Regions from separate parts of the Homo sapiens genome. Here region 2 is linked to region 1. Evidence: chromatin loops called from intact Hi-C (ENCODE). Cell type or tissue: K562. All regions are shown on one strand. Links, peaks and the distances in the headings refer to the core of each region. The heading gives the core; the rest is flanking DNA. Region 1 holds the start of LOC107986385 (a long non-coding RNA gene). Region 2 has its middle 34 kb from the start of SSBP2.

What was found. Hi-C counts contacts between places; a loop is a spot of excess contacts. Peaks named below come from ENCODE experiments on the same cell type or tissue, not always from the same donor. Only the 100,000 strongest peaks of a DNase experiment are listed, where the experiment ranks them.
Region 2: a loop joins it to region 1, with 2.3 times the contacts of the local background. A loop is called at or near these places in 26 of 110 quality-filtered maps.

The regions. Positions count from the first base shown.
Region 1 is chr5:81,834,660-81,844,532 of GRCh38, forward strand. It overlaps LOC107986385 (a long non-coding RNA gene), which reads left to right and starts at 1,676. Exons shown (of 3, transcript XR_001742519.2): 1 at 1,676-1,815; 2 at 2,833-2,892; 3 at 5,390-5,468. RefSeq lists an enhancer at 3,804-3,883. In K562, for the core only: a CTCF peak has its summit at 4,072 (motif pointing left); DNase peaks (open chromatin) are centred at 3,832 and 4,092.
Region 2 is chr5:81,780,354-81,790,226 of GRCh38, forward strand. No RefSeq gene overlaps it. Among named protein-coding and RNA genes, the nearest start is that of SSBP2, 34 kb to the left of the region's middle. In K562, for the core only: a CTCF peak has its summit at 5,124 (motif pointing right); no DNase peak of the experiment used is centred there.

The DNA.
Region 1 (9,873 bases), core at 963-8,962:
TGGAATCCCAGTAAATGACTTTGAGCAAGTTTCTTTGCCTTTGAAGCCTCAGTTTCCTCACATCAAGATGAAATTACCTGCTTTCACAGAATTGTTATGAAGAGCAAATAAGACAAGACCTGTGGGTCACTTAGCCTAGCTCCAGGCACAGATAAAGTGCTCTTTAAATGCTAGTTATCATTGCTCTGTCATCACCATCATCATCATCATTCTCATCATTTTCATTAGGATATTTTCAAGGTGAGTGAGTGCAATATGCCTCCAGGGATACATTTGTGAACAAAGCTTATCTCCCTACCTGTTCGCTGATACTAGTCATTTTTCTAACAAACATCCCCACTTACAAATGAAATTAAAATCTAAATGTATTTAAACTGTAAAGCTATATGTCCAAAGTGAGCACTGTGTTATACAACTTAGAAGGTTTTTATTTTAAAAATAAAGAGATGAAGGAAGGAAGGACGAATGGACGGAAGGAAGGGAGGGAAGGAAAAAAGGAGGGAAGGAGAGAAAGAAAATCCTCTTGTAAAAGTTCTCTTCACATATAAGATTTTATACTTTATTTTAAAGGAGATTCTTTTTGTTAATTAAGGTATCAGTACAACAATAAAACCAACAGAAAAAGATATCTAAAAATCTTTTCATTTTGTACAGCAAATATCCGGGTATATTTACCTTATGTAAAATCATTCATTTGGTCTAACATGCCAGTAGAATTATCAAAAGTTTACTTTAACAAGATATGAAAAGGTTGGGAGGGTGTGGCTTAAATATAATCTACAATTTTAAAATTTAATTTCACATATTGCCATGCTGTTCTATTACATATGCAGGAACGGGAAAGGCAATGTTCTTCAGACTTGAAAAAAATTAATCCACAGTTCTTGGCATGGACAACCAATGTTATATTTAAAATATACATATCTAATGTGAGACCCATTATCTAATAAAAGTCATGAAATCTAGCTTATTCACTTTGTAACTTATAATAACTGAAAGTTGATCAAAGAAAAGTAATTCCATTTTTATTACATTGTTACTATTTTTATGGGCAAAATTTAAAATGTATGATAAAAATTCAATATACAATAATTGAAACATACAGTCTGACCTCACATTGCTCTGATAAATCTGTTCATTTCTGGCCATTTTCAGTGTTGCTATAGTGAACAGTGTTGACAAGTGGATGAAAAAAGCTTATAAATGGAATTCAGATCATAGATAAAACTGAACATAAACTATCTCCCAACATTTCTGCATGTTGGGAGGCCCGGTTTGTGCCACAGATGGCCATCTCCCAATAATACATAAAACATTTCTTGCTGGAGCTCAGCACACATTGTTGAATGCACAGGTCATTTGAACAGAACAATAATTCAATTCACTTAATAATGACCTCACTGGGAACAAACACAGACACAGGATGATGCTGTTAGGAGAACAAAATTGTACTAGAGTTTTAAAAATGAAATTCTTAAATAGCCGCCATGCTCTCTTGTCAAAATAGCACTTAAATGTATTCAGTGTTTAGCGACCAGGCAGGCTCACTGAGTTTATTTTAGTCTCTTGAATTTTACTGCTGTGTGTCTGTGCCATGTTCCTTCAGTTTTCACGCTGGTAGCTTTCCTGGGAAGGTCAGTGGTGCTCACTGAACCTTTTATTATCTTACAGGCTGAGCTCATTGATGAAGAAGTCTTGAGTTCATCATTTTTTCTTCTCTAATAGCTGAGATGGCAGTCAATGAGAGTGACTGCAGAAAGTTTCAGAAGGACACATGGGAATCATTTAACCAGGCCAATAAAATCAGCTATTTATGTAAGTAACAGTTATTATAACCTCAACCATCAAGACTGTATTTCTCTAGAATAATTTTTATTTGGGGGCTAATTTTATTCCTAGCTTATAAGGCTTAAAATCCAGGATTTCCTACTTTGGCAGTAATGAATGAACTGAGCCAGGAGAAATCAGGATCTAGATGCTCTCTTTTCAGCATTTAGATGCTTACACCACTGATACACATGGGTTCAGGTACCACCTACCTAGAATTTTTAGTCAGAGGTTCATTTCTATATTCTAAAACTAAACCCAAGTGCTATTGAAATTAGGCACCTTACTGCCATAGGCTTAACTATTAATATCACGTTCTCTTTTGTCACTCACATTTACTGTAAAAGCACACTTAATCAACAGCAGGGACTTTAAATATGTTTTGCTTAATATATTTTATTAAAAAGACCTTTAACTTTTAGGATCAAATCATAAACCTAAAGAACAGAGGGGATTAAAAAAACCCAAAAAACAGAAAATTGAGATATAACCTATTCAAATCAAGATTAATTTAATAATGGAGAGCAAAAAATCATATAGGAGTCTTATCAACAATTGTTTCATAGTTTAATTATTTTATTCTTTATTCTTTTGTCCCCTTCCATCTGTCTTAGTAGGCTTGAAAAAACTCAGTCTACTTTCCCACAAAATCGTGCTTTTATGCTTGGGAAACACATTTCTCTATAGGAGCTAACCCATTAGCTTATTTCTGTACCTGCTTCATCAATATCAGCTGGAATACCCTGTAATAGTGGCAATTTATTAACCTCTGCTGTAAAAGGCAACAGAAAGAACACTCATGCTATTTTTCCACAAAAATGGTGGTCAGGAGAAAGGGTGTTTTAGAGAGGTAGTGATACAGGGAGGGGAGAGGGGAAGCCATTAATAAGAAGCAGAGTACATTTTCCACTGACATATATACAATTCTCAAGACTAAAGAGGCGTCTATAATCTAAACAGGACACCCCCTGTTCCTTCTTCATCTTCCCCTCCCTTCTTTTACAGACACTTCCCCCGGAAGACATAGCCCTTGCTTCACTGTCTGAAGGAGAGAAAATGCAAAAGGTAAATAGATAAATACAAAAGACAGCACGTAACTTAAGGACCATACTGATATTATAAGAGTTCAGAGAAATTGAGATTGGGAAAGGTCCTTGAAGAAATTGCAAGGCGTGAGTGCAGCCCCCTGCTCCTGTGAGGCTGAGGGGGAATTTTCCTTCCTCTCATTGCCCCCTGGGGTGCTATGTTTTTGTCCATCTCCCAGTATGAAGGAGATCCTTCTGCAGCGAAGCCCACCATTAGCTGAGCCCAGCAGCTCAGCTTCTCAGTTTTCCTGGCACTTGCCTGAGGGCTTGCAGACTGAGCTTGCAGACTGAGCAGGATGCTGGGCATCCACTGTGCCTTCTCAAGGGAAAGGGAGGGAGCTGGGGCACAGAAAGCCAAACTCCTCTCCAGGCAGAGGCACTAGGGAAGCGGGAGCAGGAGGGAGGAAAAGTCCATTGTATGCTGCTAATAATCACAATAATAACATTGAAACAGCACTTACTACGCCCAGGACAGTTCCCAGCAATTTACATGGGGTATTAACCCAGGTAATCCTCACAACAACCCTATGAGGAAGTACTATTCATATGCCCATTGTACAGATGAGGCACAGAAAAACTAATGAACTTGCCTAAGAACACACAGCTACTTAATTGGCATAACAGAGACTTGAGCCCAGACACAGCCCGACTCTAGCACCTCTGTTGTTACATGGTTCACAACTCAGGCAGCACATTAGAATCACTTGGAGAGCTGTTAATCAATACTGATACCTGTCCTCAACCCCAGAACTACAGATTTAATTGATCTGCAGTGGGGCCCAGGGCATGAGGACTTTTTAAGTGTCCCCAGGTGATTCAAATGTACAGCCAGGAGAGAGCCACACTATTTAGGCTCTCTCTACACGGTTATCTCAGGACCTCAGCACCTCTGCTTTCCTCCCTGTTACTCAGACTATTACATTACACCCTGATCTTACACTCTGCCACTCTCCATTTTTCTTCCCTTGCAGTGGTTTTAAAATATGTCCACAAATTCTTGAACACTCATCTCTTCGAAAGGTAGAGATGACTCCCCTCCCCTTGAGTAGTGACTCTCTTCTAATAAATGTAATTTAGCAGCAGTGAGGGTCTGTGACTTCCAAGACCAGGTCATTAAAGACCTTTGCAGCTTCTTCCTTCCTGGTAAGTTGTGGATTGCTCCCTCTGGGGGAAGCCAGCTGCTATGTCATAAGATCACTCAGCCCTATGAAGAGGACCTCCTGGTGAGGAACTGTGGACTCCTGCCCACAGCCAAGGAAGAATGGAGGTCTTCCAGCAAGTAATCACTGAATGAGCCAAATTGGGAGTAAATCTTCCAGCCCCAGGCAATCCCTAAAATGACTAGAACCCTGGTGGACATCTTGAATGCTACCTCATGAAAGACCTGAGCTGGAACCATCCTGCTAAGCTGCTCCCAGATTCCTGACCGTCAGACACTGTGCAAGATCATAAATGTCCATTACTTTACACTGATAAACTGTGGGTTCATTTGTTATGTAGCAATAGATAACGAATACAGCCATCTTCAACCCCCACCTCCAACTCGCAAGTCCTCCCATATTGACTTGGAGCTGGGAAGTTGCCAGTGCTACAATAGAAAAGTGTCTGACATCCTAAGGTGGAATTCTGAATGCATTTACCATAGAAACATAGCTGCATGAATATTTATATATGTACATAAATGTATGTAGATGCATAGAAGAAGTCTGGAAGAAACAAGTCACACTGTTAATAGTTGTAGAGCCTGAGATAGGAAGGGGAGTGGGAGCAGGGGTTGGGGAGAAAGCCAAAGGGAATTTTTCTTGCTGCTCTGCAGGCTACTGTGTCATTTGGACGTTTCACACCAAGAATATATCCATGCACCACTTAGGTAATGAAACATATTTTTCCTGCATAAAAGTGAGGGAGGTTTAAAAAAATAAAAGTGGCATAATCATACCCAAGGCTGGGTTCTGTTGGAAGTAGAATACTAGAAAGTTCTGCAAGTACATTGTGGATACAGTAGTAATTTTGTAGCCTGTCCTGAGGGCCTTAATACCAGGTAGAACACTGTGAGAACAACAGGCCTTGAATCCTGATCTCCACATGTGCTTAATTCTTGACTCTAACACTTAACCAGCTCGGCAAGTTATGAAACTGTTCTGAGCCTGTTTCCTCATCTGTAAATTTGGGATAATGATTTGAGAATTATAGAAGCTAAATATATACATCACCTCATACAGTGAATGGTCTGGAGTTTGCAGTCACCAAGTGATAGCTGTCATACTGTGGGAAATATGATGCTAGTTCCAAACACGTACATTTTGGGATCATTACCTGTAAATAAGTTAAGGGTTCCATGAATTATATATTTTTGTCAATTCCTCTTTTTTTGGGGATGCAAACAAATTCATGAAACAAAGTAGACTTTCAAGACTCATTTACCGCATGAATTTTGCAAACATTCCAGAGGTCAAATATTTGTTTTCTATTTAAAGTGATAAAGGCATGAAAAAGTCATATTCCTGAGCTACAAGAGAGAAACTGAGGACAGTGGAGATGAGAATAAAATCCCTAAAGCTTAAAGGATGCTGGATCTGGATTCTACTGGATGTTGGTGCTGAAGAGTGGGACTGTCCTATCCTTTTCACATATGTTAGAGGTCACACACAGGGAGCCCACAGACCCCAGCATGCCAATAAACGTGTTTCTTGTGACCCATACAATGTTTCTGAAAAGCATTTGAATTAGTTACCCACATTTAAATTGGGAAGATTTCACATAGAAATAAAGGTTTCATATTGCTCTTAAAAAAACTGACATAACTGGCTATCACGGGCCAACTGGCTAGAACTGAATCGTGGATTCCTCCTTAGTTAGGGTGAGGGTTCTTCAAGAGGCCATAAACCCTACTTGGACTGGCCCGAATCCCTCATTAGGGTTATCTACTTGTCCTTTAGGCATTCAGTTTGCTCCACTGAAACTTTGGATGTTTATTCCAATCTAGTAAGAGTGTTGCTGGGATGGGATGACCACATGCTTCTATAGTTATAAAAACTGCCCAACCATGCCTGCAATGAAGAGATCCCAGAAATAGAGGCCATCTTTCTCTGTTTACTTTTTATTGAACCAAAGAAGAGGAATGTGGAGCTCTCCAAAATGTTTCCGTGAGGAAATGAAGAGCTGTTATTTATAATCTACTATACTTCTACAGTGAGCTAATATTTATCAGGAAGACCTCCAGTCTCTCAAATGGTCTAAAGTTGCGTGTCATTTCAGCCAACCTATCTGCATCATCTTTTCCATTTGAGTAGTCTGGGATTCTTTGCCTCTGCACATGCTCAAATCCTACAACTGGAAGAAAAAGCTGAACTATGACCCTTGCCTTTGATATATATAGAGAGATACTTATCGAGTTTGGTGATATTGAGTTCATTTTTAATATCACGGAGTCACTTGTGAATCAATACCTGTCCAATATTTGTCTAATAAATGTTCCTCTCTGACAGTTATTAAAAACAAACAAAAATAGGTTCTATTTCCTTAACTCTGCTTGAGGATCTTTCAATAGCAAAATTATCCCCCATAATTAACAAAAGCAAATATGAGTTTGCTTTTAAAAGACTCATTTGCTAGTCGTTTTTTTAGTCTAGGTCATTTCTGGCCTAGGTTATTTTTTGATATTTTATTTAAAAAATTTTCAAACATACAGAAAAGTTGAAAGAATGGCACAGTGAACACCCACGTATTCACCTCAAGATTCAATAATGAACATTTGCTATATTAACTTTACCACATATTCATTTATTCTTCTTTTAACCTATAAATTTTGATACATTTCAAAGTAAGTTGCAGACATCAGTGCATTTTACTCCTAAACACTTCAGCATTCATAGCACCAGAGTTCAATATTTATGTTTTTAAAAGTTTTAACTGTGGTAAAATATACACAACATAAAATTTACCTTTTTAACAATTTTTAAGTGTACACTTCTGTGGCATTAAGTACAGTCACATTGTAGTAAAACCATCACCACCACCTATCTTCAAAATTTTTCCTTTTCCCCAACTGAAATTCTTCACCCATTAGACACTAACTATCCATTCTTCCCTCCTCTCTGCCTTTGAAAACTACCATACTACTCCCTGTCTCTATGAATTTGACTACTCTAGATACTTCATATAAGTGGAATCATACAAGATTTGTCCTTTTGTGACTTTCTTATTCCACTTAGCATAATGTCTTCAAGGGTCATCCATGTTGTCACATGTTAGAATTTCCTTCCTTTTTAAGACTGAATAATATTCCATTGTATATACATATCACATTTTGTTTAACCATTCATCTATCAGACACCTGGGCTGCCTCCACCTTTTCTTTCCAAGACTGTTTTTTTCAGAGCAGATTTAGATTTCTTCCACTTTTTGGCTATTGGGAATAACGCTGCTGTGAATATGGGTGTACAAATATCTGTCTGAGTACCTACTGTCACTTATTTGGAGTATGTACCCAGAAGTGGAATTGCTGGAGCATATGCTAATTCTATGTTTAATTTTTTTGAGGAATCCACGGTTTCTTTTTCATATAACATTTATACCTAGTGAAATGCACATATCTGAAGTGTATAGATTTTGTTACATTGTAACAAATGTATACTCTAGTGGATTATTTTTCTTTTCTTTTTTAGGTCCATCGATATATACATATAAGAATTTTTCCATTAGAATGCTACACAGTCAGTGGCCAAAAGCCTGTTGGAAAGAGTGTGGGCTTAGATGACATCAAGACATACAGTTTTAGAACCTACTGGCCTTATCTCTTCACATATTTTGAAGTCTAAAAAAGGATCTCACTGTCCTGAAATCAGAAATTTGCAAAAATCATCATCTCCATCTTCTACTACTGACTATAAACATTTTACCTTGTGTAAGCAATGACCACAATAGTTCCAAAGAAGGAGTTTTAAACAAAAGAATGCATGTGGGGCTCAATTTTTAGCTCCCACCCATTACCAGAAAGAGATGATCTCTCCCTACATCCATCATGCAGATTTTTCCAGAGTCTAAAAATTCTAAGCAGGTAGTAGCAAATTTATCATACAGATCAGTAGTTTATAATATTGAAAGTGAAAACAACAATGAATATAGCATATTTTTTGCTATCAGATTGACAAAAAGTGACAGTTTCACTGGGAAAAGTGTGGAGAAACAGGCATTGGCAGATGCTGTAGGTGACATAAAATAGTAGGGCAATTTGCTAATAATCTGTTAACATTTTTAATATACATTATTCCTAACCCAGAAGTTTCACCTCTAGGAATTTTTCTTACAGAAATACTCATACGAGCGCACCAAGGTATATTTGTACATGGTTGCTCATTGCCACGTGGCTTGTAGGAGCAAAAAATTGGAAACGACCCAAATATCAGTCAGAAGGTAGCTGCTAAAAATAAATCCTGATATACACACATTTAACTGGTATAACTTGCTTTACCAGCTTGGACACAAATGAGGTTACATCTTTTTTATTTTTTCAAATTACATTAGGCCCAAACATCTATGTGCCAGATTAGTGCCAGAGGAAGTCCACTGCCTGTCTCCTCTCTTAAGGCCTCTTCTCTCTCCCTGAATTGTCCAAACACCCTGGGGCTTTTACTCCTTGCAAAGCAGCGAGTCTTGCTTCTAAATGCCTCCTGGAGAGAAAACTAGAGAATCTGATTAGTCTATTAGGAGCCTTATTTTCAACGTCTGTTGCTTCTGTTTGCCATACTGTGACTGTTGAAAGCTGCAAAAGTAATAAATAGGGAGTAGTGTTGTAAAATAAAGATGGGGGAAAAAAAAAGGCTTGATTGAGTCTGTTTTGAAAAATAAAAGTAAAGATCTTACTTGTATTTAAACATGAGCTATCTTTGACTATATATGTGTGTGTGTGTGTATATATATATAAATTTAGCATATACTGTAGTTGCAACAATGATTTAATTTTTCGAGTAAACAAAGAATGAATCAAGTGTTGATTTGGTGCTTGGGGGGATACATTTTCTAACAAAATTATTTGAAAGCAAATTTTGACACCCTTCACTTCACACTGACTTTTATATATAGCAGAATGACAAGGGTCACCTTGAGGAAAAGTGTGAGGGCTTAATCAATTTTGCTGAGACCCTCTCTTAATTCTTTGATATTCAAGTAATTCTTCTTTTGAAAAATGTATCCTGTTATCATTCTTGTTTTTCTCATCTTTAATTGTTAACTGGTCTAACACTGTTAGATATTCATTTGCTTATGGAACAGTTCTCCAAAATCATTTTCAATGGCTTTATAAAATCATGCATCTTTTGCAAGAGTAGCAGTTTTACATTGCAACTGAAATGCATTTTATTTACATTATATTGTGGGATGTTTATAACATCTGCAATCAGGAAAATTGACTGGCTGAGTGGGGATAGAGGCTGATATTAAGTTGGGAGGGCTATTTAAGTGAGGACTAATTTAGTAAGTGGTCAGTTCATTAGTGGATATTTTCCTGTTATGACCAATTTCTGCTTTCCTACACAACTTAGCAACTACTTGGATTGAGATAATAATGAATAGCTGGATAATAAGAAACTTCCGTACTACGCAGTACTAGAGAGGAATTAGGTGTGTATTGACATGGAAAAACATTCACAATGCATTGCTAACTATAAAAAACAAGTTCCACATGAATAGTATAACCATGTTTCTATGAAATAATAACAAATGTTAGTATATGCATAAGAAATATAAACAAATAAAACAACCTGGAAGATACTCCAAACTATTAGCAGTCATTTCTGATGAATGTGTGGGGAGTGGGGAAAATGACTTCATCATTTTTGAATATGATAAAATCTAATTTAAAATATTTTTAACTAGTGGACCAGGTATAGTGGCTCACACCTATAAACCCAATGCTTTGGGAAGCTGAGGCAGGAGGAACGCTTGAAGCAACATAGCGAGA
Region 2 (9,873 bases), core at 517-8,516, 55 kb before region 1:
AAAATACAAAATTAGCTGAGCGTGGTGGCGAATGCCTGTAATCCCAGCTACACTGGAGACTGAGGCAGGAGAATCACTTGAACCTGGGAGGCGGAAGTTGCAGTGAGCTGAGATCGTGCCACTGCCCTCCAGCCTGGGCAACAAGAACAAGACTCCATCTCAAAAAAAATAAAAATAAATAAATAAATAAAAATTGGCCAGGGACAGAAGGCTAAAAGCCATTATGGGTTAAGTAGGGGTTTTTTGTTTTTTTTTGTTTGTTTGTGCTTGGCCTGAATTGATAATCTACCATTTTAAACATTGTTTCTGTTGGAAAAAAATGTGTTCTGATTTCCCCAAAATGGGTATATACAGGGATTTTTAAATCAATGCCCAAAGTAGGTCTAGGATAGTCACTCAATGCTTCTTAGGTTATGTTGATGTTGATTTGGCTTAATTTTTATTTTCAAAGGACAGATTCATCATTTATATTTTTAAAATATGTATATGTAGGTATGAATATAAATAAGAGTATTGGATATACACCAAGATGTTAATAATAATCTTTAGGCTGTAATATTATAATTGATACTTTCTTTTCTATATCTTTATATTTTCCAGAATAAGAAAACAATGAGGATTTTTCATTTTTAAGAAAGCAAATAACATTGAGAAACAAAATTTACAATAGCTTCAAAAAACATTTTAAATACGTAGAAGTAACTTAATAAATGAAGTGCATAACTTCTGTGCTGAAAAAGGATACAATATTGCAGAGAGAAATGAAAAAAGATTTAAATAAACAGAGAGATATCATGTTCATGGATTGAAACACTCAATGGTGTCATAACGTCAGTTCTTTCCAAAGTGATCTATAGATTCAATGTGATCTCAGGCAAAATCCCAAGAGGCTTTATTGTAGAAATTCATAAGCTGATTCTAAAATATGCAGTCATGTGTCACTTAATGATGGGGATATGTTCTGAGAAATGTGTCATTAGGCAATTTCATCATTGTGTGAACATCACAGAGTTTATTTACACAAACCTAATATAGCACATTTTACACCTAGGCTATGTGGTATAGCGTATTGTTCCTAGGCTACTACCCTGTACAGCTTGTTACTGTACTGAATACTGCAGGCAACTGCAACACAATGGTAAGTATTTGTATATCTAAACTTGTCTAAACTTAGAAAGAGTACAGTAAAAATAAGGTATAAGAGATAAAAAATAGTATACCTATATAGGGCACTTACCACGAATGGAGGTTGTAATGGAAGATGTTCTGAGTGAGTCAGTGAGTGAGTGGCAAGTGAATGTGAAGGCCTAGGACATCACAGTACACTATGGTAGACTTTTTTTTTTTTTTTTTTTTGAGATGGAGTTTCGCTCTGTCACCCAGGCTGGAGTGAGGTGGCGCGATCTCGGCTCACTGCAACCTTTGCCTCCTGGGTTCAAGTAATTCTCCTGCCTCAGCCTCCCGAGTAGCTGGGATTACAGGCGCATGCCACCACACCTGGCTAATTTTTGTATTTTTAGTAGAGACGGGGTTTCACCATGTTGGCCAGGCTGGTCCCGAACTCTTGACCTCAGATGATCCACCTGCCCGGGCCTCCCAAAGTGCTGGGATTACAGGCCATGAGCCACCGCACCCGGCCCACTACGGTAGACTTTTTAAACACTGCACACATAGGCTATGCTAATGTATTAAAATATTTTTCTTTCCTCAGTTATAAATTAACCTCAGTTTACTGTGACTTTTTAACTTTATGAACATTATAAGGTTTTAACTTTTTGACTATTTTATAATAACACTTAGCTTAAAACACAAACATATTATACAGCTGTACAAAAATATTTTCTTTCTGGCCAGGCACAGTGGCTTATACCTGTAATCTCAGCACTTTGGGAGGCCAAGGTGGGTGGATCACTTGAGGCCAGGAGTTCGAGTCCAGGAGTTTGAGACCAGCCTGACCAATATGGCGAAGCCACATCTCTACTAAAAAGAAAATACAAAATATAGCTGGATGTGGTGGCACACACCTGTGTTCCTAGCTACTCAGGAGGCTGAGGCCTGAGAACTGCTTAAGCCTGGGAGGCAGAGGTTGCAGCAGTGAACTGAGATCATGCCACTGCACTCCAGCCTGGGCGACAGAGCATGACTGTGTCTACAAAAAAATGTCTTTCTTTGTAAACTTATTCTACAAGCCTTTTTTATTTGTAAAATTTTCTTTTTTTTTTTACTTTTGAAACTTTTTTGTTGAAAACGAAGACAAAAACACACACATTAGCCGATGCCTACACAGGATCAGGATCATCAATATCACTGTCTTCCTCCTCCACATCTTGTCCCACTGGAAGGTCTTCAGGGGCAATAACAGTCATGGAGCTGTCATCTCCTATGATAACATTGCCTTCTTCTGGAATACTCCCTGAAGGACCTGCCTGGAGCTGTTTTACACTTAACTTTTTTTTTTTTTAATAAGTAGAAGGATTATGCTTCAAAATAGTAAAAAGTGTGGTACAGTAAATGCATAAAACAGCAATGTAGTGGTTTATTGTCACTACCAAGTATTATGTACTGTACATAATTATACATGCTAGACCTTTATATGACTGGCAGCACAGATGGTTTGTTTACACCAGCATCACCACAGACACTTGAGTAATGTATTGTATTGCATCGGCTATGATGTCACTAGGCCATAGGCATCTTTCTGCTTCCTCTAGTATAATCTTATGGGACCACCTTCTTATATGTAGTCATTGACCAAAACGTTTATCTACGGCACATGATTGTACAGAAAAAAAAAATATGTTGATGTTTCCTAACTTTCCATTCCTCCCAGGTTATGACTCCTGCTACTTTTGACTGGGCCCTGCCTTCTTACTCTGGTTCAGTAACAGGGCTCCCATTTGGAAACTGGTACGAAGGCCCCAGTTGCCTACCCAGAAACAGCCTCAGGTGTTGCATGGGCAAACCTTACCCTTTGCCTCATGTGGGTGAGCCTATTTGAGAACATCTTAATAAAACGTTTCCTGATCACTATGGACAAAGGGATTTTTATTGTTGGGGTGGCCCAATATTTTCATGCCCCCGGATTCCCCCATTATTGTTTCCCTTTCTCTGATTCCTTGTCCACCATCTGCTCCTCTCTCATGGCTGTGTGTTTCTTCTTTAACGGTTGGGGATCAGGTTAGCAGCTGCAGGAGAACTTGATTAGTGCCTTGCCTCTGTGCAGAAGCATTTCCCTGACAGCATTGATCCTGGTTTCGCTTTGCAGGCAGCTCCACAGAGAGGCTTGTGCTGCAATGGAGGTGGACTGTTGTCTGGTCAATGTGAGTTTGGGGCAGTCTACTAATTCATTCCTCTTTGCTCAGCTGTTAATTTTGCTTAAATAAGAGCTGCCTGCAAGTTTTCATTTAAAATCCACTGCCTGACTGAGACCTTGTGATGGCAAGATTCAAAGACAATTTTTATTGCTAAGTTATTAGTCCTTTGAAAGAAGGAAAATTTGATGTTTAATATTTAAACAGTTTCTATTTTGCAAAATTCTTTGATATCTGAATGTTAACTGTGTAACCATTTAAGGTCCATTTCCACAGACTTTTCCAGACATTTCAAGCATACAGGAATTTATTTGTAATGTTCCTGCATGAAAAATTGCCATCTCTTTTCTGCCATGGTGGCCACTGCCAACAGATATGTCCATTACGAATGAAATAAAGAGGCACTTTATATTTTGATGCATTTCAATTTGTCCATTACACCAGACTGTTCTTTTCTTGAGGAAAGGAACAAATTCCTTTCATCTTTAAAATGTTACCACTTTTTCAAGTTTTGGAAAATTTAACAGAATTTAGCACAGGGAAATTGCATTGTCTCTGGGCAAAGAGAATAACTGAGCATTTTCATTTCAGTTTTTTTCTTGATTTTTGGTTTGATGTTCAGGAGTCATTAAAAAAACTAGCATAAATGTGTTCAGGTGTAGCCCTGACTAAGGGTTCATTTCTCTATGTATTTTAATGATGGTCTTTTAGGACATCCCCACTTTTTTGGAGCTGGTGTTTCCCTTAACCAAAATGTTCCATCTCCAAAATACTGCACATGATAATTTAAAGGCATACTCTATTACCTGTACAAAATTGAACTCAATTACTCTCCAGCCCAAAACAAACTGTTCAACTTTTCCTTTTTGTAGTAGCCATAATTCCTACAAGTTTGTGCCATACCAATATAAGAAAGTGAATTCACAAGCTTCCAGTGGAGTACAATACAAATCTTCAGGTACAACACTAAAGTGTGGTACTAGGAAGAGAAGCCAAAGTCCACTGTGGTTCAAATTAACAAATTCATTCATGAATGCTAATTATGAATTAAACTGTAGATTAAAAAGAATAAAACAAAACAACTTTCTTCCATAAATTGTGTACATTTGTGTAGAAAAAGAGGCAGCCTAATATGGTGGAAACTAATCAGGTAGAAACCTAAGCTTTCGTCTTTAGTTTACTTTGCCAAATGACCTTGGGCAAATCATCCAACCAGTTGGTCATAGTTTCCTTAAGTATAAAATAGGGATAAATTATTCCAGATCAAAGATTATATGAAAACATTCCCAAAACTATAAAGCCACATTTATATATTTTTGGTTTATGGTTGGAGACGTATTTGAAGTGTCTGCATTACTCAGAGCCCCTTTCTCCAGAAACTGCCCTTACCTGTAACCTTTGCTAAAGTGGTAGGCATAGCAGTCAAGTTTGTGCCACCCTCGCTAGTGACACTGGTGAACTAGGGATGGACACCTGAGCAAGGACACTCAATAGCAGTGGGGACTCAGATCTTCTCTTGAAATTAAAGAGACTTAAGAGTTTCCTCAGACAGTAATATGCTGATCATAAGAAATTGAGAACTATGGTAGCCATGTGCAACCATGAGCATGCTGATGAGCAGGCGGAAGGCAATGGAGAATGGAGCAGAGGTACAGAGAGGAGCAATAAGAGAAGAAGCAGATTTCCAGAAAAAAGGAAAAAGTGCCATAGGGTGGCAGGGGAGACAAAGGAAGTACCTTAGTTCTAGGTCCGGTCCTTAATCCAGCCCATGGACTATACAACGATTTTTTTTTTTTCCTAGGATGGCCAGAAGATGGCCCATTTTAACCTCACAATAAACTCCCTTGGAATGACTCTTCCTCGTAACCAATAGAGCTAAAACAATAATACCACAATTGGAAAGGTCGTTACCAAGACCACTGCAGATTTTATTGTACAAAAAGCAGAAGTTTCCAACTGTCCTTTGTAGCTACCAGGATGAAACTCTTTCCAGATATGCTTTTCCAGATGTAAAATGCAGATGGGACCATAGACAACTGAGGAACAGGCCCACTTTGCAGCACATAGGTTTACTAAGTAGGTTTGAAAATGTACTTCAAACAATATGAGATGTTTTCCTCCAAAGGAATTATCTCCCTCTGAGTCCCCCTATATAACGTTTCAGAAGCCACAGAAAGCAGCACACTATAGTTGGAAACACCGTACACTTTAGAGTTAGACCCAAATTAAAGTTCTGGCTCTTCTAAATATGAACTCTGGACTTGGACAAGTTATTTAACCTCTCTTTCAGTTTTCTCATCTATACATGAAGAGTAACAATATTTCCTTTCCAGTTTGTTGTAAGGAATAAATGAGTTAATTTATGAAAAAAGCTTGGCACATATTAGGTACTCAACAAATGTTAATCTTCTCCTTCCTCTGACTCACTATGTGAGTCCTATTACTTTACAGCCCATCACTGAATTTCACTCCAAATCAATAAGCATGATTTGGAAGAAAACAGAAATCTCTTTTTGACTTCTTGACCGAGTCAGCCAGAAAGTCTCCTACTACACAGGCTTTAAATAGCTGTCTTGGTCCATTCGGGCTGCTATAAGAAAATATCATAGACTGGGTGGCTTATAAACAAGAGAAATTTATTTCTCACAGCTCTGGAGGCTGAGAAGTCCAAGATCAAGGCGCTGGCAGATTTGCTGCCTGGTACGGGCCTGCTTCCTCTTAGATGGCGCCTTCTCTCTGTGTCCTCACATGGTGGAAGGGGAGAATAAGCTTTTTGGGGCTTCTTTTATAAGGGCACTAATCCCACACATAAGAGCTCTGATCTTTCGACTTAATCACCCTACAAAGACTCTACCTCCTAATACAATCACCTTGGGGGTTAGGATTTCAACACGTGAATTTTGTGGAGATGCGAACATTCAGACCATAGCAGATTAGAATTGAAAAGAGCACCACAAAGGCCTGCTTCCATTCAGATATGCATATTTTGGTCAACAGATCACTTTCTCAGTGAAGTAACATCCGATGCTAATACACGTCCAAGCCCGTGTGTGCTTGTATCTACATGTACTAATAGCACACAGCCAACAGAGTGGCTTTTTTCACCAAATAGATTCAAGATTGACTTGTTAAGCATATCTGCTCATTTGCATGAAGAAAGCTAGAATGCTTCACATACTGGGCACACTACTTCAATCTTCAGCTATAAAATCCATTAGGCTCCATAAGTTATTATTTTGCTTAAAAGAGGAATATTCTTGACAAGGAAATCCTAGGAGAAATGCACTGCATGATGCCACAGGAAATGATTTCTGGAGGACTGCAATGAGTCCAGCCAAATCACTTCAGACATCTCCACAGCCTGTCAGTCCACGTAACACTACAGGAAAACACATGCGTTCATTAAAATGTCTGATTTCGTACATGCTAGATATAGCAAAGAATCTGCTGGAAGCTGGACTTCGGTAGATATGACTAGTTTGCACCTTAAGGATTTAGATTGCATATTCTCAACTGAGGAGCACGAAAAGAAAAGAAGGCAAGGGGATCATGCTCTACTAGCTACACACAAGCAGAATTAGTCCTGAAGCAACCTGAGGAAAACATACAAGAATCATGAAACCCTAAAGGGGAAGATCCAGACTCTCTCCACCCATCCATGTCTAGTCCTGGTACCAGCCCAAATTACCTTGCAGCAGACACAAAATACAGAGAAATATTTATATCCTAAAAGAAGAGTTTTATTAAAAAAGAGTCAAAATACTAACTATACCCTAATACATTATATTCTTATGTTAATGTTCTTTTGTGGTTATGAAAAACCATAGCTCCATAAAGAATAGGAACAATGCACTTCCATTTATATTATTATTCTTACACTGTGCACATTACATGCTAATTCAACATTTGTAAGAGAGATATCAACAGTGACAAATCAAGTTTCATCAGGTTAAATTGAGGATTTTGATAGTACCAAAATTAATAAGTCATAATCCACCAATCCATAGTTTTATACCAGCCTCTGTCTATTTAAGGTCAATTTGGAAAAGTTTTCAAGCAACTACTCTAAACCTAACCCCCTTTTTCATTTTGTTATTTGGTTAGTGTTTAACTAAATAAGTTTATAATATAAGCATTAAGACTATCTAAAAAAGCATCCCCCCAGCACCCCCCCAAGAAAACCCACACTAATTTAGGTTAAAAACAAAGTAATGGCAGCAAAAGTGTCTTTAAGTTTTGCAATAATCCTTCCAGTACTTTTGCATCCCAAAAGGCTCCAGATGTGACCAGCCACTGCAAAATGGTAAGTTGTTTATCAGCATTCTACAATGGGAACTGGCACCTGTAATTTTACTCTTATTTTGCATCAGCATTATTAAAACACGTAAAAAAAATGACCAAGTGAGGGTTTTGTGTAATCACACGTACACCTTCAGGGTGAAATGCTCTGTTGGCTGTCTGTTGTCCTGAAGGTGACGGCTATACCAAGCAGCTTCCTTCTCTGTTGTCTGTGTGTAGCTGCTATGAGCCTCCTTCTATAGGGAGTTTCTGCTGGTAGCAGTGACTGGAAAATAATGTGGAAATGTTGTTCTCACAGCCTGTAAAGAACCGACTGTTGATCACTTTTGATAATGCAAAGGATTACAGTGCTTTTCTTTTTCATTCATTTTTTTCTTGTTTTCATTTTTCTTTCTTTCTCCCTGTTGGTTGCTAATAGTCATCTGTAATTAGAAAGAGGCCCCTTGTCCGCCTCAGTCTGGAGTGAAGGTTTAAGAAATAAACATATTTGAATCATGTGATGACAATTAACCACTTTGTTAAGCCATAGATCCCACTTCACCCTTACCACCTCCTCTTAACCCGGAGCTATGTTCCATCCTGCCTAAGGTTTTCCTCACTGCTTCAGCCTGCTCCCAACTTTCCAGTTGTTTAGAAACATGACAAACTGACTTTTGTTTGTTGGCACTTCAACAATGTAGATTATTGGAACTTCACTTTTGCTTGACTGCTGATTTCCAATCCTATATAGCAACAAAGTGTAATTTGTTACTGATATAAAATCAATGGGAGCTAGAAGTTTGCTGTTTTAAAAAGTTTCTTTTCTTTGTTCCTGTCAAACAATTACACACTCAGATGCTTGAAAACAGGTTTTTGTTTGTTTGTTTTGTTTTGTTTTTTGAGATGGAGTCTCGCTCTGTCGCCCAGGCTGGAGTGCAGTGGTGCAATCTCGGCTCACTGGAACCTCCACCTCCTGGGTTCAAACGATTCTCCTGCCTCAGCTTCCTGAGTAGCTGGGATTATAGACGCCCACCACCACACCCTGCTAATTTTTTGTATTTTTAGTAGAGACAGGGTTTCACCGTGTTAGCCAGGATGGTCTCGATCTCCTGACCTTGTAATCCGCCCGCATTGGCCTCCCCAAGTGCTGGGATTACAGGCGTGGGCCACCACACCCAGCTGAAAACAGGTCATTTTTTAAAAGACTCTTTCTGCAAGTCCTTTGCATACATGTGAAGAGAGATGAGTTGGGAAACTGAGGAGCAGAGGGTTTAAGTGACTCACCTAGGACAGCAGAGTGAGTCATCACCAAGCTGAAGTGGGGACTCGGTGTTCCTGACAGCTGATGGTCAGCACAATACACTTGATTATATGGCCTTGGGAGTTAGAGCTCCACAAAACTCTCATTTCTGGTTTAAACTGGGCTTTGACTAGTTTTGTTTCTGCTTCTTATTAATGGCAGTTAAACATGTATTGATACAGTCAAATAACCACAAGGCCAGGGATGCTCTACTTAAGGCCATCCAGGAACTTCCAATTGCTGTTTGCTGTGCACAGGCATACTGAAGCTTAGCGTGCTGAGTATCCAGCAAAACCTAGCACGATCTTTATTTCCCTAAGTTAGTTTTAAAATTGTCTTGGCTGGGTGCAGTGGCTGACGCCTGTAATCCCAGCACTTTGGGAGGCCGAGGCGGGCGGATCATCTGGTCAGGAGTTTGAGACCAGCCTGGCCAACATGGCGAAACCCCGTCTCTACTACAAATACAAAAATTAGCTGGGTGTGGTGGCACGTGCCTATAATTCCAGCTACTCGGGAGGCTGAAGCAGGAGAATCGTTTGAATACAGGAGGTGGAGGCTGCAGTGAGCTGAGATTACGCCACTGCGCTCCAGCCTGGGTGACAGGGCAAGACCCCATCAAAAAAAAAAAAAAAAAAAAAAGAAAAGAAAAGAAAAAAAGGCCGGGCGCAGTGGCTCATGCCTGTAATCCCAGCACTTTGGGAGGCCAAGGCGGGCGGATTACGAGGTCAAGAGATTGAGACCATCCTGGCCAACACGGTGAAACCCCGCCTCTACTAAAAATACAAAAATTAGCTGGGCATGGTGGCATGTGCCTGTAATCCCCGCTACTTGGGAGGCTGAGGCAGGAGAATCACTTGAACCAGGGAGGCGGAGGTTGCAGTGAGCTGAGATCGGGCCACTGCACTCTAGCCTGGGGACAGAGCAAGACTCCGTCTCAAAAAAAAAGATGGATTAAAGAGGGTTGAGAAAAGAGGCAGAGACTAA